Linked DNA regions of Homo sapiens: region 2 is linked to region 1. A link is a loop called in an ENCODE intact Hi-C map of the cell type or tissue named here. Cell type or tissue: mammary epithelial cell. All regions are shown on one strand. Region 1 overlaps MAP7D2 (MAP7 domain containing 2). Region 2 holds the start of LOC124905256 (a long non-coding RNA gene).

What was found. Peaks named below come from ENCODE experiments on the same cell type or tissue, not always from the same donor. Only the 100,000 strongest peaks of a DNase experiment are listed, where the experiment ranks them.
Region 2: a loop joins it to region 1, with 9 times the contacts of the local background. A loop is called at or near these places in 1 of 110 quality-filtered maps.

The regions. Positions count from the first base shown.
Region 1 is chrX:20,065,703-20,069,702 of GRCh38, forward strand. All of the region lies in intron 1 of MAP7D2 (MAP7 domain containing 2), which reads right to left. Among named protein-coding and RNA genes, the nearest start is that of MAP7D2, 49 kb to the right of the region's middle. In mammary epithelial cell, a CTCF peak has its summit at 1,672 (motif pointing left); DNase peaks (open chromatin) are centred at 1,679 and 2,149; H3K27ac peaks cover 408 bases.
Region 2 is chrX:19,923,383-19,927,382 of GRCh38, forward strand. The region is part of intron 11 of BCLAF3 (BCLAF1 and THRAP3 family member 3); the gene reads right to left. LOC124905256 (a long non-coding RNA gene) reads right to left here and starts at 3,612. Exons shown (of 2, transcript XR_007068407.1): 1 at 2,604-3,612; 2 at 403-1,525. In mammary epithelial cell, no CTCF peak of the experiment used is centred here; no DNase peak of the experiment used is centred here.

The DNA.
Region 1 (4,000 bases):
AAATAAGATGGAACAAATGACAACTTCCCCGAAAATGTCTGAGAAATATCCCTGGAGCTTTTCATCTCCAACCAACCCCTGCAGAACCCTAAAGGGCTTTCTAAACAAAAGATTAAATGGATCTTCATGATCATTTTAGGATTACAAATAATTTACTGCACTCTGTTACAACTGGACCCAGTATATTATGTATATAATATTTAAGCACACCATTCTTTTTTTTTTTTTTTTGAGACGGAGTCTCGCTCTGTCGCCCAGGCCGGACTGCGGACTGCAGTGGTGCAATCTCGGCTCACTGCAAGCTCCGCTTCCCGGGTTCACGCCATTCTCCTGCCTCAGCCTCCCGAGTAGCTGGGACTACAGGCGCCCGCCACCGCGCCCGGCTAATTTTTTGTATTTTTAGTAGAGACGGGGTTTCACCTTGTTAGCCAGGATGGTCTCGATCTCCTGACCTCATGATCCACCCGCCTCGGCCTCCCAAAGAAGCACACCATTCTTTAGAAGTCAGCTTTCATGTTAATATAACCAGGTTCACTTCCCCAGCATCTGTGCCTTCCTCTCTGGGAGCATCACAAGTTGGCATCATAGTGTGCCTTGCTGCCACAGCAACCTGTGCTTCTTCTAAGGAGGTTCCTGCTGCTGTCCAGGAGGGAGGCCTGAAGGCCTGGCCCACAGTGTAGGCAGTGGGAATGAGGAAGGGGGATGGCGTGACAAACACTGGATTGTCATGATTCCCCACATACATCTGGTTTTGCAGCCTAGATTAAATATCAGGGATATTAAAATGAGATAAGTACTAGAAAAATCCAAGTGCCATTCTTCATTTTGTTTTTGGTCATCTCTTAATCATTATGACACTATCAACAATATGAACGTCATCAAAAATTTAAAGGCCAACTCCTCAGCTCATTCCAGCCACCCCGCAATCTGACTCCAAACTCTTTTCCCAACTTTACCTCAGCACTGCCCTTTCTCCCATGCACCTTCTAGCTCATGCCATCCTTTATTCTACCCTGCTCCATCTGTTTAAACCCTGCCCATCTTCAAGACCCCCACTGTCCCCCAGCCCTATGATGCTCTGTGCTCCCACATGGTTTGAGGACTCTTATTCTGCTCTCTCTGTAACTCAGTCTCCCCTGGTGTGTTCCAGAGCCATGTGTGGCTGATGCAACTCTGGGTCTATACAGCTCCGGCCACTGTCCCCTTACATGGTGGCACCAATGCATGCACACAATGCTCAGAGGCAGGTGTGAAGTTAGTGGAAGGGGAACAAGCATAGAAAATCAAGTTTCTTTTTTCTCTAAACACAGTCAGGTTCTAGTGTCTACCTCAAGAGTCTGATTAATAAGAATTAGTTCTGTGTGAAAAGTTACAAAGAAAAGCCTAGGACGCCTAGACAGACGCTCTCATTGGCACCTACACAAACTCACCCACCCAGGCAGGGCCTGAACCTAGCTCTGTACTGCCCATGCTGCCCTCTAGGTGTTCATGGGCCTGCTCCGTATCTAAAGTAAGCCTGAAAATGGCTGAAAGCGCTCTTCAAACAGAGGGAAAAAAGAAAAACAGAGAAGAAAAAGGGCCAAACACACTTGAAACTGCCCACATTACCTTGAGGCTTTACAGAGGCTGCTTGTTCCACAGACATGCATGATTTTAGGCTGCCCTCTCATGGACACACATGAGAGTCACACCTTCAAATCATCTTTCCAGAAAATCTTTATTATCATGCTCACAGTCATCATCACCAGCATCATCATAATAAGAGGTAATAACTGAGCAGTTCCCAAGGACAAAGTGCACTGCTCAGACTTTCTCAGCCCAACCACCCTATGATGACAGAGGTGCTGTGATGATCCTTGTCTTACAGGTGTAGAAACAGAGGCACTTGAAGCCAGATTCCAATGCAAGAAACTGGCTTCAGGACCCACTTTAAAAACCATTAAATTTTTTTTTCCTAATCTCTCACATCTGGCGGAAAGGACCCACATTCTCAGTTACCGCTTTTCTGTGCTGCTTCCCTGGCACGGGAAGAAATGTAACACCTTAGTCTTAGTGCTGTAACGAAGTGATGCATGCAGGGAACAAATCTTAACCTGGCCCCAAGAATGAGCTTGCAAATCTAAAGAGAAGTCAAGTGTGACTCATTAGAGCAGTATGAAGTAAGCAGTACTGTGAGCCAAGCGCTGGCCCAGCTGGACACAGATGTGGCTCCTGTCCAGGCAGGCTAATTAGCAGCTTCCTCCTCACACTAGTGGTTTGAAAATGTTTGCTCAGCAATGTTTTAGGGCTGATGCTGGGTGGGGAAGGGGTTACAGAGGACCCTGGGGGAAGCTGTAAGGCCTCTCCTTGCTCATGCCACAATGCATGGCCGTCTCTTTCTTTTTTAAATTCAGTTTTATCCCACTGAAAGGGGTGGAGTGACTCAAACAGCCCAACATGGGCAATGTGGAATCTCTGTGTTCATTTGGTAGCCATGAGCTATACATGGCTATTTAAATTTCATATCAAAATTAAGTACAGTTACAGTTCAGTTCTTTAGTCACACTGGGCACACTTTAGGCGCTTAATAGCCACATGTGGCTGGCGGTTACCACCCTGCAGTGAGAAGCCTGGCAGCTCCCTCCTGTGATTCTCTCTCTGCACGTCTAGCTGCTCTGGGGCACATGTGGATAAGGAAGTCTGAGTTCAGTCGGGATTGAGATTTACTGGATGAGTAAAGCTTCTTCCACACAGCATCTGCTTCTTCTGCTTAATTGTTGAGCAAACATTTTGAGAATATCCATTCCAAGAGAAGCCAAATTAACTCATCTCCAGCTTCCACCTTCTGACTCTACATGTTTCTCCCAAAGGCTGTCAAAAAGCCCTTGAGCTCATTCCGAGGTAAGGAGGGCTGGAGCACAAACCATGGCCTCTAACAAATAAACCAGTTATTACCAAAACACAGCCAGATTTAAACCAGAGGAATTGAGGTAGATTACTGTGAACACTAACACCAGGAGATGCCCTCTAAAGACACAGTGTATCCAAGAAGTAATGCTTGATATGGTTTGGCTCTGTGTCCCCACCCAAATCTCATCTTGAATTGTACTCCCATAATTCCCAGGTGTTGTGGGAGGGAACTGGTGGGAGATAATTTCAATCATGGGGGCAGTATTCCCCATACTGTTCTCATGGTAGTGAATAAGTCTCACGAGATCTGATGATTTTATTTCTGCGTTTGCATCTTCCTCATTTTCTCTTGCCGCTGCCATGTAAGAAATGCCTTTCGCCTCCCTCCATGATTCTGAGGCCTCCCCAGCCATTTGGAACTCTAAGTCCAATTAAACCTCCTTTTCTTCCCAGTCTTGGATATGTCTTTATCAGCAGTGTGAAAATAGACTAATACAGTGCTGAATTCAGTTCCAAAAGAAAGTCTTTATGTATGGCCTGAAATCCTAAAATGTCTAACTTTCCTACCCAATCATCCTTTGTCCATGTGCCCTATTTGTGTGCATTTATCATCTTTTTTTTATCTTTTTGAGACAGGATATCACTCTGTTGGTTGCCCAAACTGGAGTACAGTGGCACGATCATTGCTCACTGCAGCCTCCAACTCTTGGGCTTAAGTGATCCTCCCACCTCAGCCTCCCACGTAGCTGGAACCACAGGTATGTGCCACCATGCCTGGCTAATTTTTTTATTTTTCAGTAGAGACAAGGTCTCCCTATGTTGCCCAGGCTGATGTTGGAACTCCTAGGCTAAAGCAATCTTCCTGCCTCAGCCTCCTAAAGTGCTGAGATTACAGGCATGAGCCACAGTCTATGGCCATCTCTTTCTTTTTTTAAAACCAGGGACCCAGTTTTACCTTTGAACTCCATAAGAACTTATGGAGAACAGATCCATGCCTACATGCTTGCCAGGGGTTGAGAGGGTAGGGGTGGGAGGGAAGTGGATGTCTATAAAAGGCATCATGAAATGTACTCTGTCTTGATTGTATCAGTGGTAACATTTTAGTTGTGAT
Region 2 (4,000 bases), 140 kb before region 1:
TGTCTAGCTTTGAGAGCTAGGGGACCTGAGGGAAAACAAGTGGTTGGGGGAGGACAGCAAGTCTGACATAATTTTTAACAGCTTTACTGAGATGTAATCCATAGACTATACAGTTCACCCATTTCAAGTGTATAATTCAGTAGCTTTTTAGTATATTCACAGAGTTGTGCAACCATCAATCACCACAATCAGCTTTAGAATATTTTTCTTCCCCTAAAAAGAAATCCCATACCCATTAGCAATAACCCATACCTGCTCTCAATTTTCCCCTCATCCCCGAGTCACTGGCAACCACTAATTTACTTTATGTCCCTACAGATTTGCCCATTTTGGACGTTTCATATAAACTGAATCATACAATATGTGGTCTTTTGTGTCTGGCTTCTGTCACTTAGCATCATATTTTTAAGGGTCTTTCATGCTGTAGCATGTTTCAATGCAAGTTTGATTATTTATTTATTTATTTTTTTTTTTTTTGAGACAGAATCTCACTCTGTCACCCAGGCTGGAGTCCTGTGATGTGATCTCGTCTCACTGCTACCTCCACCTCCTGGGTTCAAGCAAATCTCATGCCTCAGCCTCCTGAGAAGCTGGGATTGTAGAGATAGGGTTTCACCATGTTGGCCAGGCTGGTCTCGAACTCCTGAGCTCAGGTGATCCGCCTGCCTCGGCCTCCCAAAGCGCTGGGATTACAGGCGTGAGCCACCGCACCCAGCTGCAAGTTTGATTTTAAACATGCTAAATTTGAGGTGCTTTTAGGACATCCATGTGAGGGCATCTGGGAGGCAGCTGACAATCTGGAGGTCTGGAGAGTAGTCAGGGTTGAAGACATCAACAGAGGTGATGGCTGAAATCTTGGGAGGAGGTAAGGGCAATCAAGACAAGAAGGAGGACTGAAAAAAGAGAATAATATCACATCACACTAGGAAATGCTTACATTTTAAAAGAATGCATGGAGGAAGAGAAAACCAAATAAGACAGAGAAGGCAGAGAGGTAGGTAGTGAAACTGGAGCCTCCAGATCCTAAGTGCTTGAAAGTGATGATGCCCTTATGCAACACTTCCTTTGCACCCTGGCACACTTCAGCTCAAGGGACCTGGCAAGTGTATACTAGATTTCTGTTGATTCAGCTAATCTTGGTTCCTGTTCTATTTTCGTACTCCATGACTTTCAAGGTTTCTTTCAACCCCCAAAACCACGAATCCCAGTCTCTAACTTCCTTTCTGCACTGTCATTATGCCCTCTTCTCTCTTCCTTTCCTATCCCTGGACAGAGCTCTGGTAAGCACCACAGCACCTGAGGACTGCTGGAGAATGCTCCTCAGATCTCCGCTGCCTTGGAATTCCTTGCCTTCCTGGCCAAATGCGCAATTACTTACAGTTTTTCAGAGGCAATGTTCCCAGAGGTGACTTCATTAATTCTTACTAGCTTCTTTGTTCCAATCTAGTATATAATCAGACTCTCAGGAGTTTCTGAAAACTTTCTATGGTGAGCAGAGGATGCTTCCTGGGGGTACTTCTGAATGCTAGTGGATTAAAGACAAGCCTTATTCCAGGTAGTAACAGACATTCCTCCCACCCCTTTATCTTCCAGCCCAAGCACAGAATCCAAGAGAAAATAAACACAGTAAAAGGGACTTAGGGTGCCACAATGGAATATGACAAGTACATGATGAATGAGGAAGAATTTCCGTTCTGTACTTTTCTACTACTGCTTGGGAATCTGACTACTTTGTAGGCAGCTGGAGAGCCAATGCAGTTTTAGGGAAGCCACTATCATTCTGGTAAGTGGAAGCAGAGGATGTATTAGGAGCACATCTAGGATCCCCACCACCGCCACCACTCCCCAAAGCTGTTTTTTGTTGGAGGCAGGAAGTGCATGGCATAGGATAGCATAATCACCAGACTGTACTACAGATGAGGAAATGCAAGACCTCCCAGCCATGAGTGATCACTCCAGCATTTCAATATGGCAGGGGAGTGAGGAGTCCAGATAAGATCTGTCTAAATATTCTTGGTGGACTTTAAGGCATATGGGAATAAATAGGTTCATATTCAATTTCAGGCTCAAGAAGGTTCCAGGGCATTTAGATTAATGATGCATCCTTAATGAGTCTAGGTGGTGGTCTAATAACTGCCAAAAGAACGAATTCTCCAGGAGGGCAAAAAGCCAAAGCAGTGCAGGGATGCTGTTCAGACTAAGATTTCTCTCTAAGGAAGAACCTTCAAAGTTCCCTCTGATGCTAAAGCTTGGGATGAAGAGTCATATAAATGGTACCTCACCCAGGAACCCTACTTGAGCAAAAATGTCCCTCATTTAAGGGAAACGGAAAGCAACACTGGAAGAAACCAGAGTCTCCAGGCCTTCACTCTTTTTTTGAAGGCACGAAGGCCTGAGATAAAATGGACTAATAGGTCTAAGCCATCAGTTTATACACATGGAATGGGATTTGTTATGACTGGGACAGCTGAAAGGCCAAGTTAGTCTCAGGTATCTTACTTCAGACCCTGGCACAAACAGAACAGCTTCAATGCCTCATTCCTTTCTCTAAAGGTTAGGAGAGTGGAGCCCAGCTGTTCAGTAGGGTGCTAGTAGTAAGGTACCTGAGTTGATGCTGTACTTGTAGAGCTGGGCTTTGTTCAAACACAAATCTATAAAAATTGTGGCTCTGGCTTGCTTGCAGGCACTGACAGTAGCCAGATTGGAAAACTCCATGTCAAAGTGGCTGCAATAGAAAGATATATGAAGCAGCATCCAGAAGGGTGGGCCTAAGAAAAACAGGTAGTAGACACTGCAAGAATAGTAGACACTAATTTAAAAAAAAATCCAGTGTGTTGAGACACTGCTAATGCAGCCAGATGGCAGTGAAGGGCAACAGGAAGGTGAGGTGGTGACCAGCACTGAAACCTAACTATAACTGCTACACTTTAGATGATGCAAAAAGCCTAGGCCTAAAGATTGGAGACCCGTAGCAGGCTGTAGCTTCTTCTAGGATATACTTCTTATGTCCTATGATGAAGGCCTGATTTCTGATTTCTATTTGCTGTGAAGCGGGGCTGGTGAGCAATGTAGTCTGGAAGAATAGGGTGGTCAGCAGGAATTGGGCAAACTGAGGCAAACAAAAGAATAAAAAAATGGAGCAAGATCCAAGATATATAGAAACTATAAGCTGAAGCAGACAGTCAGGTAAGCATTCAGCAGCCCCAAGTCACTGGAAAAGATGGAGCAAAAATAGAGTTAAGCTAAAACTCCAAGTTTAGCACAGAGCTAACAGAAGACAAACAGAAGACACCATGTACCAGAAACCCAACCTTGCGAATGAAGAGAAGGCCTGCCTCAGCCATTTTCCTTGAGTGAAAATCAATGACTAGCTTCCCTGAAAACAGTCAGGCTGCCATCTGTGACTGGGAACAAATATCTGAAAGGTCTGCTGCAAAGAAACTTGCCACACAAGGCAGGAAGAGAAGCAGCATCTCTACCTAAGTCCTGGCACAGCCTGATGGTGGGGAGATATACGAGACGGGAAAATGATTCCATTGACACTTTTTAAAAAAAGAGATGCGGCCGGGTGCGGTGGCTTACACCTGTAATGCCAGCACTTTGGGAGGCCGAGGCAGGTGGATCACATGAGGTCAGGAGTTCGAGACCAACCTGGCCAACATGGTGAAACCTCACCTCTACTAAAAATACAAAAATTAGCTGGGCGTGGTGGCAGGTGCCTATAATCCCAGCTACTCAGGAGACTGAGGCAGGAGAATCACTGGAACCCGGGAGGCGGAGGTTGCAGTGAGCCGAGATGGTGCCATTGTACTCCAGCCTGGGCAACAAGAATGAAACTCCATCTCAAAAATAAATAAATAAATAAAGAGATGGCTTTCCTAAAACCATGAGTGACACACATGGTGAAATTAGAAATCTTCTAAGGTACTCAGTTAAAACTGGGGTTGTATGTGTGACATAAGATATTCTATTTAACTCTAAAACATAAAAAAAATAAGTT